Linked DNA regions of Homo sapiens: all the other regions are linked to region 2. Evidence: read pairs that join two places in POLR2A ChIA-PET (ENCODE). Cell type or tissue: GM12878. All regions are shown on one strand. Links, peaks and the distances in the headings refer to the core of each region. The heading gives the core; the rest is flanking DNA. Region 1 overlaps LINC00189 (long intergenic non-protein coding RNA 189). Region 2 overlaps BACH1 (BTB domain and CNC homolog 1). Region 3 overlaps LINC00189 (long intergenic non-protein coding RNA 189).

Region 1 (5,222 bases), core at 1,264-3,763, 69 kb before region 2:
AATAGGCAGATAAAATTGAAAACCTAACTTAGTAGTATGCACCTGTAACAATAGCTAAATCCTAGCCAATCCCAGCAGCCATATTTCAACCATTCATACACTGCTTAGTGCTCAAACTGTGTTCAAATAAGGCAAACGCCAACCTCTAACCAATCCAGCCGTTCTGTACCTCACTTCCAATTTCTGAACGTCATTTCTCTTTTTTTTTTTGGTCTATAAATCTTCCACCACATGGCTGCGCTGGAGTCTTTGTGAATCTGCTGTGATTCTGGGGGCTGTCTGATTTGTGAAACGTTCATTGCTCAATTAAACTCCTTTAAATTTAAACCGACTGAAGTTTTTCTTTTATCATGTCCCAAAACAGGAACATTCTGAGGTACTAGAGGTTTGGAGTTCAACATATACATTTGGCGGAGGTTGCAGGAAGACAATTCAGCCCATAGCATGTACCTACCTAAGGTCTTAACTGGTAAACAAACAAACAAAAAACCAACCTAGTTATAGTTTTAAATTTGTTTCTATTTTATTTCCCATGAGGTAATCTAAAAGAACCTGGGGAATCCAGGTGCTTTTCAAAGCAGTACTTGTATGGTGTTTCATCATTACCTCTCAGCGGGAGGGAAATGAAACTCAGACGGGCCCATTTGGTTTCTATGATACCAGCTTTCCTCACCTTTCTTGGGGAGAGTGATTTTGAAACTATGGGCTACAAAAGACTTTTGGATTATGTGTGAGCTATGCTCTCTCTCTGGGACTCCTACTATGCTTTGTGATTGTGAAAATAAGTGATTCAAAATCTAAGCTGTTGGAACTCTAAATTATTTTGAGCCATAAGGAAATGTGAATTATGGGGCCTGAGTCACAAGACAGGCAGCTGTAAACTAGGCAGCTGTGAACTTTTTGTAATATTTTTGATTGTCTGAATTGTCTTTTCCCTTACCTACATTATTTTGTAAAATGTTGTGAATGGTTGTAGGACGTGCGACAGGTGTAGCTCACCTGCTTGGTCGCCCCAAAGCTCAAAGGAGGAGCATGCAGACAGGCAGGTGCAGAGGCCAGTACAAGCACTTTTGGGCTCCTGTCCCACGGCAGAGTCTAGGGGTGGGTCTCTGTGTCACTCGAAGCCCATGTAGGCATGTATTACAAAGCTCTTTCAGATTTGTTGTCTGCAGACGGCTTGTGTGTTAATCAGCTTAACGGACCCTCTGCCTTATTGTGAGGGCAGGGGGCCAGCGTGACAACTTTCTTTATCCCAAGCTCTTGTCCAGTGTCCTGAAAGAATCAGATCACACATGGGCTTGAAGGATGAGTGCAAGGTTTCATTGAGTGGTGGAGGTGGCTCTCAGTGAGATGGATGGGGAGGCAGAAGTGGGGATGGAGTGGGAAGGTGGTCTTTCCCTGGAGTCGGGCATCCAGCGGCCCAACTCTTCTCCAGCCACCCCTGGCCAAGCTCCCCTATGAGTCCAGACATCCTTCCTTTTCTCTCTTTCTCTGCTGCATTGTTCCACTGTCACTGGTCTGCTGGTTCACTGGTCCACTGGTCTGCTGGTCTTGATGTCCAGCTTCTTGTGTATGTGCCCGCTAAGGTCTTGGGTTTGTATGGGGGCAGGATGGGGGGTGCATGGCAGGCCAAAAGGCAAATTTTGGCCATGAAAACAGAAATGCCTGTCCTCCTTTAGGGCTGCCGGTCTTCAGGCTTGAGGGTGGGCCGTTTGTTGGGGAACCGCCCCCTTCTACCCAGTATTTCCCTGTTTCCTGTCCATATCAGTGAAGGATGCCAGAGGAGACCCCTTCCCTCTTACTATTGACTTTCATTATAGATTAACCTCTTTCTTCTCACACAAAAACTTTATGGCCATCTCAATGCCTCAAGATGGAATGTTAAGCACACTCTTTTAAAATCAAAAGGAAATGAAAAGGAGCGATAAAGAAAAGAAAACAAGCTGCATGGAAAAGAAAAGAAAAGAAACTGATTAATTTGTTGTAACTCATAAACTGGCCCTGTATTGAAAATGTTGTAATCTTGTTAAATTTCTTTGCTTTTTCCTATATAAAAGAGAATTTAGCTTTTAACTTCAGAGCACTACCCCCATTTCTCTGGGACAGAGCATCCAGAAATGGCCATTCCCAGCTTTTTGCTTGAATAAACTCTCTAAAATTGGAATCTGACCCTTTAGATTATTTCAGGTTGACATGATGAGGAGTTGGCTATAAAGTCACTGCTCTGGCAAAGACTGAATTTCTCTCCTAGTATCAATCCAACACCACTGTTGCCCTGATACATACTGCATTACTGTGGAAGGTTTAAAATCAATCTACTTAGTATTTTCCCTTTTGTAGAAGTGGATTTTAATTATTTCAAGGATCAGGTTTATGGTGTGGGGTGGGGGCTCCAGGGATGTGGGGAGGGTAGCATCACAAGGAATTTTCCTCCAAAATGAGTGTAAGCTCAAGTCCTCTCTTGTGTCTGCTTTGCCTTACTTTGCAGGGAAAGAACCCAAGTTGCATGCAACTTCCCATCTAACTTCTCATTCTCTCTTAATTTTCAAACTTGTTTTCATCCCTATTAATAGCCAGGTCATAGAATCATTTTCAGAAACATTTCAGGTGCTTCAGGATTTTTGAAACCCTTTAGTTCGCATGGTTTGAGTGTGTCACAGGTTAGTAAACCCTCAAAGCTATGCTGTCATGGTTATTGTGTGGTTTATGCCGAGAGAAACTGGTCATAGTCTGCCCCAAGTAGCAATTAATGGGGACCCTGAGGGGCAGTCGGGAGAAGTGACTAAATCAATCCAGCAAGCTCTAGAGAAGCATTTCCTCTTGAGAAGTTCACTATTTTGTGAAAATCAAACGCAACCAAATGCCAGGGGAAAGAACATCTCCCACTGGAGCTTGACAATATTTGTAGAATTAAGTGAAGTTGTGTTTCTGGTGGTTGAAAGTGTCTGTTTGTGATCTCATGTATTCTATTTTGCTGAATAGGTACTTAGGATCTGATTTGGGAGGAAATGAAAGCATGACCACTGGCAAGAGTCAGAAAGAGCTACAGGCATTGGCATTTTCTGTCTATTTCTAAGATCTTTTTGTCAATCCGGTGTTTGGAAACAACTTTCAGTCTACCTGCAGGCATTTTAAATGAGTCCTTTACCTTGTTTCTCATAGGAAAACTTCATTTAGCTGCATCCACTCCAGGCAAGTTCTTTGTTTTCACTACTTGTCAGTGTTTTTTCTTAATCACTTCCCTCATCTTCCTTCCTCTCTGAGCCCCTCCTTTTCAACCTCCTCCAGTTCCCTACCCCCAGCCCCTAATGGAGTGTGATGTATTATACTTACGCTTTATGAAATTCTCATTAGGGAGGATCCTGTCCATTGACAATAATGGTTGACTTGCAGAATTCTCAAATATGAAGTTTCAATGGTTTGTACATCACATATTGATTTTCTTTCCTTCCACATGTGGATAATATCCACACAACAGTATCTCACACCCCTATTCTTTGTGAAAACATTATGTGGAAAAGTCGATGTCTTGGGTGGATCAATTGTCAATAACAACAGTGTTTCGGATACATAAGCCCTTCCTGTTGTAGTCACACCTTCTCTCTGACTTTAGGGGCTCCTACAAGGTCCTTGTATTTATTTCAGAATAGGCTAGTGTAGAGACTTAAGGAAGAGCTCTCGGCATCAGTCAGGAATTCATCGGTCAGGCCCTGAGCCCTGCCTCTGCCATGCTGTCATTGACTTTGGCCTTAGGTGGGTCATTTTGCATCTCTGGGCCCAGTTTCCCCACCCTTAAAAGAAGAAGACTGGCCTGTCAGGAGTTCTAGCATCCTTGTGATAGGTCATCCTTGTTGGACAATCCTTGTTTTGTTCCCATTAAGCTTTACTTGCCAGTGAGTTCCTTTTCGTCCTTTTGTAGATTCCGTAAGACCCAGAGGGTGAGTCTAGCCAAAGAGGGAATCAAGCTGGGCTAGCCAAAGAATGTATCCTCTTTGCTCCTAATCTTCTGAAGAATAAGTCACTCCAGAGGCAGGAGGAACCATCTCTGATTGAGCCAGTGAGCATGTGGCTGGCTGTCCTTATGAGCCCCAGGCCCCACCATCAGAGCTAAGCTTGCCAAGGAATGCGGTGTTCCTTCCATAGCTCTGCTTCAGATCTGCTTCCCAGCCCTGTCTGTCCTTCTTGGATTAGGCAGCAGCATTCTAGGAACAAATCCCCTTTGCTCAGCCATGCATCACTGCCTTCCAACTCATTTTCTGAATCTCACAGTTCTTGTCCCCTCCCTGCTGGTCCTGGCAAGACTGAATTTGTCAGGCCTTGTTGAGTTCCTGTAGCCTGGTGCATGTGGTTAGGACCTAGGTTGCTTTTGGCTGCTCTAGATATTTTTAAGTACTTTTAATTGATTGGAAAAACATGCTAACTTTGAGTTTTAAAGTATTTGTAATTATACCCCCCCAAGGCCACTGACTTAGCTGTGGGGTTGTCAAAGAGCCATTAATAAGCAAATTAAAAGGAAGAGGTGGAGCCGTAAAAGCAGTTGCAGAACTAGAAGCCAAAAGCAGCACTTTCTGTTTAGTGACTGTAATAGCCCTGACTGTGTGTGGACTCCTGAGATGGAGGACAAGTGAACTTACTATGTGTTTGAAAAAATGGTTGCAGTGGGGCAAATATAAACCTATGCTGTGCCACACTCCTTCAAGGCTGATCTATTTCATGGCCACTTCCAGAATTGTGCAACAGGTGACCTCCAGGATAACTATGGCTTATCTTACAGCAACGTAGTTCATCTAGGATAGAAAATTGTACCTTTATCCCTGGTACCTTCTGACTACAGATGACATAGTGCTTGAACCAATCCTATCTAATCTCTTTCCACTCATTTTTAGAATAAAAGCCAAGCCTCTCATGGATTGGGATGCCCTTAGAGAAAGAATGCTTATTTCAATGCAGTTGTGTTACTGCTTCGTGGTGTCATATATATTAGTCAGTTTCACTGCAATAATATATAGTCTCCAAATCTCAGGGGCTCACGCCAACAAATTTTCATTTCCCACTTGCATTACATAGTGATGGTCATGCACTGATTGCTACAGTTCTGCTCCCAGTGTCTTCTCTTTCCTGGAATCAGAAACATAGCCATGTATAGTTGGGACTTGCTATTTTTGTTTCATAACTGCATTTTTGTACCCAGTAGCTGTCTGCACTCCTTCCCCTTCCCTGTC
Region 2 (5,222 bases), core at 1,631-4,130:
CTAATGTTCTGTTAATGAGAGAATTGTCTTAACCCTAAAACCTGCATTCCCTGAGCATTCTAGACAGAGGGTTTATTTTATGTGGTGGAACGATGATTTTTGAGATTGTTTTGATTTAAAATATATGTCAAATGAGGTAATGTACCGATGGCCAAGGTATGGGTAATTTGAGTGCAATTCGCCAGAATCCGTGCCCCTTGGAGGGAGTAAACATTTCAGGACTGCAGCTAAAACATTGACTTACACTCTCCTGAAGCCCAGGCACCTGGCTTACACAGTGCACTAACATAACTGAAGTCTGGGTTTGATCACTGTACAGTTGACAAAGAAGCAGTAAGCAGAATGGTTAAAAAGTAGTTCTGGAGCCAGACTGCTTAAGGTCAGGTTCTGGTTGTGTCACCCACTTTAAAGCCTTGGGCAAGCTCTTCTACCTGGTAACTAGTGCCTCATTGTTTCCTCTGTAAAACAGGGGTGGTGATAGTAGAATCTGTATCAGAGAGGTTGTTGTGAGGATTATATGCGTTAATACGGGGTAAGTGGTTAGAACAGTGCCAGCTTTATAAGAAACATCAAGTGTTAGGTGTTATTATCTGTTGTTCAGAATCAGGGAAGTACTTAGTTACACAGTAGTGTTTTATAGCTGTTGAGAGCTGAATTGCCGGCATTGATCACAAGTGAGACTGGAAAAACAACCCGGGGAACACTCTTATGTTAAGTCAGTAGCACCATCTCAAACATACATCCAACTTCTGAGGGCAACGAACACAGGACATAGCTTTTTACTTAAAGGAATCTTAACAGTCTCAGCGGAGTGCTTGAGGTAGTCACTAACCAGTTAATTGAAACTGGCTTTTACGAAATAAAAACACTTGCCATTCTTTGGCTAGTCTTTTCCACGTTGTAGTTGACATTGTGGCCTGGCAGCTTTAGTAACCTGTCCACCCCTCCCTTCTTGTTAATACCAGAACAGAACTAGTTTCTCAGTACATATTCCTGGGCCCTATCCAGTTTGTTGGAAACATTTAGAATGTAAATTTGTAAGCTAATTAGTTTCTTCTAAGTATTATGTTTTCTTTAGATGATATGCCTGTACTAATACAGAAAAATTATCCATGAAATGGATATGAATACAATGGACATATTTATCGTATAGCTTTTTGTACCTGTTAGTAATTCAGAAAGGTTGTGTTATTTTGACCATTCTTTCAGCCAGATTGTAAGTTTCCTGATGGTGAGAATCTGTGTCTTTCTGTTTTATCTCCTATGGCACTCTGAATGTGCCTTGGCTGTGTTTCTTTAATAAACTGTTGGTTGCTGAACTGGGTGGTATGATATGCGTTCATTCTAGTTCTGTGATTTTGAAACTTGGGAATGTTTAACAGATTGAAGGAGAGAACATCGTGTGTGGTACCTTGTAAGTGTGCACTGAGTTGAAATTCTTTTGATTATTTAGCTTTCTACTTTCTGTTTTTATCATTGGTGTGATTATTGAGAAGGCAGCTGGAATTAAGTAATTCTAGTTCATCTCCTAAGATAGACATAAAACTTGTCTTGTGACTTATTTTTACCCATAATTGGATTAGAATTGAATTGAGCAAAATATAATTTGGTTTTCTAGATGTTAAATGTCTTATATGTCTAATACTTTGAATATCACTCCTCTAGAACAGGTTCTTTGTTTTATTTAGGATCAGGGACAGGTTAGAAAATATTCAAATATTCATAGGATAATAAAAAACTGCCCTGAAGCAAACGTGAGGAAGAAGAAATAGTGGTAGCCAGAATCTTGGTTGTTAATGACCAGTGTAGAAACACAGTGGGCATGCAGTGAAATTGGCTGGCAGCTGGTTCCTTCTCAGTACGGGCACAATTTAGAAAATGTTACATTAATGCAGCTGAAATTTTGTGCAGATCATGTTATTTGAAAAATAAATGTAAACACTTTTTGCAGTGCCTTAGGAAAGTCATCGTTCAAACTAATATTTTTGTAATAAACTAGTTATTCCCAGTTTTTTTTTTCTTTTTTTTTTTTTTGAGATGGAGTATCACTCTGTCGCTCAGGCTGGAGTGCAGTGGCGCGATCTCGGGTCACTGCAACCTCCGCCTCTTGGGTTCAAGCAATTCTTCTGCCTCAGCCTCCGTAGTAGCTGGAATTATGGGGCACCCCCCACCATGCCCAGCTAATTTTTGTGTTTTAGTAGAGATGGGTTTCACCATGTTGGCCAGGCTGGTCTCGAACTCCTGACCTCAAGCAATCCACCCGCCTTGGCTTCCCAAAGTGCTGAGATTACAGGCGTGAGCCACTGTGCCTGGCCCCTAATTATTCCCAGTTTCTTTCAGGTAAAGTTTTTTTCACTTTTTAAATTTATCATTTTTTTAGATCAGATCAGTCAGTGGACAGTTGCACTCTACTTCCCCATCCCTCATTAAAGTGGAATTACACTAAAAAAGGTTTTCAATTCCTTTGTAGCCTGGACATTAGTAATAGCCTACCTCTAAGGCTGTAGAGTAAATAGTATAGTAAGGGAAATGTCCCTCCCTCCCCCTACACACCTTTTTTCCAGTTATCTCTTCTTTTTATTGATTTGTCTGCCTCCAGGACCCTAGGGAGGTGTTTTTGTCCTAAGGAGGTGAACTCCTGAGGGTCCTATTGAAGAAATAGGGCGACCTATCCACCCAACTTCCTCTTTACTGATATCTTCACATGCTTATTGCCTTATTCATTTTCTAAAGTGTGCCAGCGTCTTTCAGAAGTCAGCTAAATTAGTGCAGTTGCTCATCCATCAGACAGTTTTGTTATAAAATATGTGGCTATAAAAGATTGAATAAATTTATTAGGTTGTAATTTCATTAATGTGTATTTTATATTTAAATATTATTTTAAAAAATGTACAGTGGTTATCTGATCTTGGCCCAGGCCTCTTCAATTTCCAGTGTACCTGATGTCTCTTTATCAACTGTTTTTCTGAGGTGTATCTCAGCCTGGCCTTGGGTACTCCCCTAGGTAAGAGTCATAATTCAGGTTAAAAGAGGTAAGAAAAAAAAAAGCTTTTGGCTTTTGTAATCTTGTTTTTTTTTTTTTCTTTCACATTAGCAAAAGACTGTTGAAGTAGAGAGCATTTTGCCCAGCTCACTCGGATTCTTTGCTGGCATGCCTTCAGTTTCAGTTGTCATCCAGAGAAGTCAAAGGAAATGCTGCTTGGGGATGAGCATGTAATTACGATTAACTTTCCCTACTTCGTTGTCTCTTTGTGGTAAAAGACTGTCACAAGTGCTATTCAAACTATAGGTATTTTTTTTTAGATTTCTAAAAAGTATATTTTGTCTCTGAGGGCCTCCTGTCTTTGGACTAGTTTGTCTTTTTCCAGACCCCAGAAAGGCTGGGCCACCTTTTCTTCTTTGAGCAGGTTGGCAACAGTGGTCACAAATAGCAGAGGAGCTGAGATTCTAGAGAGCTATCCTACCACTGCTTCTCAGATGCCAGTGTGGAAACAGCCTCTTCTTTTTTGTTGAATTAGCTTGGAACAGCTCTCTAATCTCTGAAGAGTGAGGAAAAACTGTGTTTTTAAGTTTCAAGGCTAAGGCACTGTGTTCTCTTTTCTCCCTGTTCCTGCTGCTGTTCTCCCCCAACTCACATGAACGCATACTTAACTTTCAGTGTATGTGGACAGTAGGGTTGCTAAATTCATGTCAATATTTGTGGCATTCCTACATGTTAGGCATTTGGTTTACATTTAACTTATGAAACAAATGTTTAGGCTTTTATAAGCCAGGAACTTTTCCAGATATTGGCAATAATGAACTTTTCAGAAGTTACAGTCTAATAGACAGGCAAACTATTCCCATAGCATGCTATAGTAGCAACATGTAAAATGTGCTGTGGAACCACAGACTATTAAAAGCCTAAGTTTTGGGAAATCAAGAAAGCCTTAGGGATGTTTAGTGATGAATGCATAGGTTAGTGGAGGAAACAACTTGTATCAACTCAATTTGAGAAGCTTAGCTGTGAATAAGAGGAGAGAGAAATAGATTTTAGTAGGGAGAAGTTGGGTCAGGAAGAGTGTGTGTGTGTGTGTGTGTGTGTGTGTGTGTGTGTGTGTGTATTTAAAAATCCAGTCAATGGAAAAAGGTTGAAGATGCAGGCAACGTCCTTGTTTTGTCCTTGGCAAGTTCCTCTTATGGTTGCAAGATGGCTGCCACAAGTTCAAGTGTCACAAGAAAATATGACTTAAGTTTCCTGGAAGAAGACACACTTTTTTTTTTTTTTTCCTAGGTTGTTGCTATCAGTGAGAAAAATTTTTCCCTAAAGCCTCATAGCAGATGCTACCTTGTCCCTCTCTCCTCTCTTCATAGGTCAGCATTGCACACAAGCCAGTGCCTAAATGAGTCAAGGTCAAGGGGAATAGTACCGCTGTGATTGGCATAAATGGATCGTGATTCATCTTAGGTTGTGGCTGGGGTCTACTTCCTTGGAAGTTGATGGCCTCGGGTTGAGAGTAGATACGTGAGCACAGTCAGGGTTTGGTTAGAAAGTGAGGGGGTGAATGGTGTTGTGCAGTTAACAGTGACATCCTTGTCTACTAGTTCTGCCACCACTACACTTAGATACAAACTTCGGAGGAGAAAAAGAAAATGTGCTTGCCTTTGGATTTGGAATTTTAGGTGACTTTTTTTCCTCTTATATGCCATTTCCTTCTATGATCAAGTAGCACTTTTACAATCAAATCAAATCAATGGTTTATTTAAAAATTATTTAAAAATTGAAAATGCCAATTTTGTCAATAAATATATATAGAAGAAATAATTTTTTTTTTCAATGCTTTAAACATTTCAAAAGTTCCCTGCCATTGTCTTATTCCTTTCAGGGAGAGGAGAACATATAATTATATCTTGTAGTTTCTGATTATGTGTATACTAAGAGGACTACTCTGTCCCTCAGTCCATAGTGCACACCCACCTGTGGTCTCTATGGCTTGCACTGAGTGCTGAGGCCAGCCTGGCTCAGATAGAATTGTTAGTTCATTGGCTAGATGGGTCAGGATTCTTTAGAATGCAAATTCTTGAATCAGGAGTACAAACAGGAACATCTTCCCTTTTCTACACACTCATTCCCCTCCTCGAAGGGAAAGCTGTCCCGTAGTTAGCTTATTCGTCATTCTTTTCAGACTTTAAAATTAATGCCACCTTAAGTTTATACAGTATTCTTGTAGTACTCCTAACTT
Region 3 (5,222 bases), core at 1,038-3,537, 60 kb before region 2:
ACATGGTGAAACCCGGTCTCTATTAAAAATACAAATATTAGCTGGGCGTGGTAGCAGGCACCTGTAATCCCAGCTACTTGGGAGGTTAAGGCAGGAGAATGGCTTGAACCCGGGAGGCAGAGGTTGCAGTGAACTGAGATCTAGCCATTGCTCTCCAGCCTGGGCAATAAGAGTGAAACTCTGTTTCAAAAAAAAAAATTATCAGAGAGTAGATTTATGTATTAAGCATCTTTCAAAAGGCCTTACACAGTTACAGTTTACATTATTAATGTACTACATTTCTTGGCAAATAATTTATTGCTGTTGGTCTTCCAGTCCCCATTCTATAAGATACATATGCAAAGTCAGGAAACAAAGTAAACTTTTCTTAAAACAGTATGTTAGTTATCTTCAAATAATATGCTTTCAGTTGAAGTGGATTTGCTCTAGATTTAAAATAATGGGCCTAATTGCTGATCTAGAAAAAAGTAACTTATAAAACATATTGAGCATCCAAAAATTCTGGCAGCATAGGAAGCTTACTATATTCATTATACTTTTGAAGGGGAATGGAAGTTAAAGAAATGCAGATTATGTTGTTTGAAAATTATCTGAGTCCATTTGTGTTGCTATAAAGGAATATCTGTGACTGGGTAATTTATAAAGAAAAGAGGTTTATTTGGCGCACACTTCTGTAGCCCATACAAGAAGCATGGCACCAACATCTGCATCTGGTGAGGGTCTCAGGCTGCTTTCACTCATGGTGGAAGGTGAAGGGAAGTCAGTGTGTGCAGAAATCATTCAGCAAGAGAAGAAGCAAGAGAGGCAGGAGGTGCCAGGCTCTTTTTAACAATCAGCTCTCACAGGAACTGATAGAGCAAGAACTCACTCATTACCATAAGGATAGCACCAAGCCATTCATGAGAAATTCACCCCTATGGCCTAAACACGTCCCCTTAGGCCTCATCTCCAACACTGGGGATCAAAGCTCAATGTGAGGTTTGGGGAGACAAACACCCAAACCATAGCAAACATATAAGTGACATACTGTTAAAAGATGGATTTATCCTATGTTTCTTTTTCTTTTTTCTTTCTTTTTTTTTTTGAGAAGGAGCCTTACTCTGTTGCCCAGTCTGGAGTGCAGTGGCATGATCTTAGCTCACTGCAACCTCCACCTCCCGGGTTCAAGCAATTCTTCTGCTTCAGCCTCCTGAGTAGCTGAGATTACAGGCGGGCACCACGATGCAGAACTAATTTTTGTATTTTTAGTAGAGATGGGGTTCCACCATGTTGGCCAGGCTGTTCACCCCAGTAACTCTCCCCTTAAACAATTGGCAGTTGTAGGAAGGAGCAAAAGATGCACAACTGTGCAGAGAACAAGGGTAGTATCCCATTACTTGTTATTTAGGATTCCGTGGCATGTACTTATTCTTGAATAATTTACTCAAAAAAAAATGGGAAGCTTCCACATCTTGGCGATTATATATAGTGCAGCAGGAACATGGGAATGTGGATATCCCCTCCATAAACTGACTTCCTTTCTTTTGGGTATATACCTAGCAGTGGGATTGCTGGATCGTGTTGTAGTTCTATTTTTAATTGTTTGTGGAGCATCCATACTATTCTCATAGTGGCTGTGGAGAATAATTTACATTCTAATTTAGTACTAATTTATATTCCCACCAACAGCATGCAAGGGTTCCTTTTTCTCCACTTGAATAAGATCTAATATTTAATAGCACAACAGGGTGATTACAGCCAACAACAATTTATTGCACATTTAAAAATAACTAAAAGAGTATAAACGAAATGTTTGTAACACAAATAAATGATAAATGCTTGAGGTGATGGATACTCGGTTTACCCTAATGTGATTATTACACATTGTATGCCTGTATCAAAATATCTCATGTACCCCATAAATATGTACATCTACTATGTACCCATAATTTTTTTAAGTAAGCACTTTCAGAAAGGATGCTTCTCAGAACTCACAAACATTGCATTTTTATACTTTCATAGTTGAAAAATATAAATCAGTTTTGTTAAAGGTGGTGCATTAGAGAGTAGGAAGATGAGGCCCGGAAGATCTCGTGTATTTTAACATGTTGTTCTCAGGAAGCTTCATATGGATATCTGTAAATTTTAAGAAGCCACCCTAGGATACCCCAAAATAAGTCTGTGGTCACGCACTGCTCACAAACAGAGCGTAAGGCAGAGGGCACTGTTTCGATGCATCCTCTATCCAGCTGGAAAGCCAGAAATATTATTTTCGTAGTCAAATGATTAAAATAGTAATGGTTTATTTACTCTCCCCAAGTGTAGTTGGGAAATACATGAGGTTAAAATTCAGGCATCTGAGTTTCTGTTTCTCCTCCTCCAACTATGAAGGTAAGTTGGTCTCTCCCTGTGCCCATTGTGGCAAGTGTCTGCCCAGGCCCTTGACCAGAGAGACAGGAAGCAATGATGACAGAGCCAGGCAAGCCCAGACCTCACATGAGCCTCCTCTGTAATTTTGGATAGTTCTGGAAACTGGACCATCAGCCTTAATGGCCTATGCTGGGAATCCTGTGCACACCAGGCCACATTTCTCAGCAGCTTGCCTGTGCCGTGCCCCTAAAAAGAACAGCTCAGACCTGCTCTGCAGGGGCATTTATCTTGTCAGCTGAAGAGGGTGAGCTCATTTTAGGCACGTTGCTGTAAACAACTGAAAGATCCACTCTCCTAAGCATAGACCTGACTCAACTATGTCTCTGCAAATGGTCTCCCTTTTGCAACACAACTGCACCGAGAAGCTACACACTTTCACCTTCCAGCAGATCTTGGTCAGATACATTGCAGTGAACTTCCCACTCTCTTCCCACTCCTTTCAAACTCAGTCACTGAAACCACAACCACCCCACCACTGTAACAACAGAACCAATTTCAATAGTTTGAGGCCATTCCCAAGCTCTATCTCTCAGGCTAGAACAAATGAACAAGCTCCTTGTGCCATCAGCATTAATATTTGTGGTGTCAAGTGGGCATTGTATAGATTTTCCCCACTATCTACACATCAGACTGTGAGGTGGGTAGAAGGGCATGATGGCCATTTCACAGATAAGAAAGCCAAGTTAAAATTAGTTGCACAAAGTTATAGCTTACAGCGACAGAATTGGCCCATGAATTCATTACCCTTTCATTCCACTACAGTATCAGTCAAATTTTAAAAACAAGCCCAAAAATATATTTCCATATATGTTTTATTTTCATCCTAGGATTTTGAGCTGTCTTGTTAATATTAATTTATTTAAATTTCATAGGAAGAATACTATTGAAGTTTCTATTACTACTTCTGAGTGACTGTATGCTAAAAGGGAATGATATGACTTGCAAATATGTTTTGAGGAATGTTCTATGAATATGCCTAAAATTCATGGTTTCTACCCAATTAAAATTTTGTATTCATGTGAAATAGTTTAAGAAAGAGAAAATATACCACATATTTTTATTTGATGATTTTTAACAATTATGAAGAAAAAATTGATGAGAAAAAGTACAGACTATACTCTTAGATTTTTTTCTTTTTCTTTTGTTTGTCCTGTTTTGTTTTGAGACAGGGTGTTGCTCTGTCTCCCAGGCTGTAGTGCCATCATGGTTCATTGCATGCAGCCTTGACCTCCTGGGGTCAAGTGATCCTTCCGCCACAGCCTTCCGAGTAGCTGGGACTACAGGTGCATGCCACCATGCCTGGCTAATTTTTATTTTTATTTTTATTTTTGTAGAAGCAGGGTCTCACTATGTTGACCAGGCTGGTCTCTAACTCCTGAGATTACAGGCAGGAGCCACCACGACCAGCCCAGACTATAATCTTAAATACATTTTTCAAATATGTGTTAAGAACTAGTTGTGCGCAGGCTACTTTGCTAAAGAGTATCTGTTCATTGGAATGTTCAGTTTTGAGAAAATAATTATTTTATAGGCTTATCAATGGCCATTATCTTGAGTAAACTAAAATATTTACATTAATGATCTTGAGAGGAGATTGACAACAAAGAGCCAGGTTATAGAGCAATCTTCTCTTGAGCCTGGATTTGTTCGGATGAATGATTACATAATGATGTCCAGTGGGAATCGCAGGATGTGACAGCTGTTTGACAGCCTGTCAATTTTACAAATGAAGCAACTGAAGCCAAGTGAAGTTATGTCTTGCTCAAGCTTCTAAGGATAAGCTGAGTCTGAAACCTAGATTTTCTTTTATTTTTCTTTATTTTAATTTTTATAGATTTAGGAGACACAAGTGCAATTATGTCACATCAATATAGTGTATGGTGGTGAAGTCTGAGCTTTTAGTGTAACCATCACCTGAATTGTGTACATTGTACCCATTAAGTAATTTTCATCCGTCACCCCCTTCCCACCCTTCCACCTTTCTGAGTCTGCAGTGTCTACTCTTCTATTCTTTATGTCCACGTACGCACATCATTTAGGCCCCACTTATAAGTGAGAACATGCAGTATTTGACTTTCTGAGTTATTTCACTTAAGATAATAGACTCTAGTTCCATCCATGTTGCTGCAAAAGACTTGATTTCATTCTTTTTTATGGCTGAATAATATTCCATGGTGTGTGTGTGTGTGTCACATTTTCTTTATCCAGTCATCCCTTGACGGACATTTAGGTTGATTTCATATCCTTGATATTGTGACTAGTGCTTCAATAAACATACAAGTGCAAGTATATTTTGATATGATGATTTCAGGTTTTCTGATAGTAAGCCATTTGCTGGTTTTAGCAAACCCTAGGATCTCTTCTAAAGGAAAATTTCTCCACCTGGCAGCTTTGCAAAATTTATTCAGGGAAATTAATTTCAGGTTGGCCACTCCCAAGGCTATGCTTCTGCAGAGAAGAAGTTGGATGTGCTTCTGAGGTATATTTTTTCCCCATCAAGAAATAACACAGGAAATTATAGTAACACATTTTACGTTTAAAATTCATATTTTAAATTGATTGTACAAGGTGAAAATGGGAAATATTTCTTCACTTGTCTTAAGAATGTCCATATGAAGATTTCTCATACTTTAAAATTTTTATGATAAAGGTGAAGAAATGTAGCCAGTAAGCTTTGATTTGACCTCTGGTAACAATGCATGTTTCACCATTTTCCAAACTGGGAAACTGGTTTATGTCCTACCTTTCAATTCCTTATAACTCTACATTTCTTGAGTTAATCAAAAGTAAAAATTGTCCAATGTTATTTCATG

What was found. ChIA-PET counts read pairs that join two places held together with the same protein. Peaks named below come from ENCODE experiments on the same cell type or tissue, not always from the same donor. Only the 100,000 strongest peaks of a DNase experiment are listed, where the experiment ranks them.
Region 1: POLR2A ChIA-PET joins it to region 2 with 5 read pairs; 8 of 35 experiments call an interaction of 5 or more read pairs at or near these places.
Region 3: POLR2A ChIA-PET joins it to region 2 with 8 read pairs; 9 of 35 experiments call an interaction of 5 or more read pairs at or near these places.

Annotation. Positions count from the first base shown.
Region 1 is chr21:29,233,131-29,238,352 of GRCh38, forward strand. The region is part of intron 1 of LINC00189 (long intergenic non-protein coding RNA 189); the gene reads left to right. Among named protein-coding and RNA genes, the nearest start is that of LINC00189, 42 kb to the left of the region's middle. RefSeq lists enhancers at 397-576, 1,007-1,106, 2,782-2,861, 4,099-4,198. In GM12878, for the core only: no CTCF peak of the experiment used is centred there; a DNase peak (open chromatin) is centred at 2,771; H3K4me3 peaks cover 714 bases; H3K27ac peaks cover 2,362 bases.
Region 2 is chr21:29,302,110-29,307,331 of GRCh38, forward strand. All of the region lies in intron 1 of BACH1 (BTB domain and CNC homolog 1), which reads left to right. Among named protein-coding and RNA genes, the nearest start is that of BACH1, 5.8 kb to the left of the region's middle. RefSeq lists a silencer at 199-493. In GM12878, for the core only: no CTCF peak of the experiment used is centred there; no DNase peak of the experiment used is centred there; H3K4me3 peaks cover 1,426 bases; H3K27ac peaks cover 1,660 bases.
Region 3 is chr21:29,242,725-29,247,946 of GRCh38, forward strand. The region is part of intron 1 of LINC00189 (long intergenic non-protein coding RNA 189); the gene reads left to right. Among named protein-coding and RNA genes, the nearest start is that of LINC00189, 52 kb to the left of the region's middle. RefSeq lists an enhancer at 2,749-2,798. In GM12878, for the core only: no CTCF peak of the experiment used is centred there; no DNase peak of the experiment used is centred there; H3K27ac peaks cover 625 bases.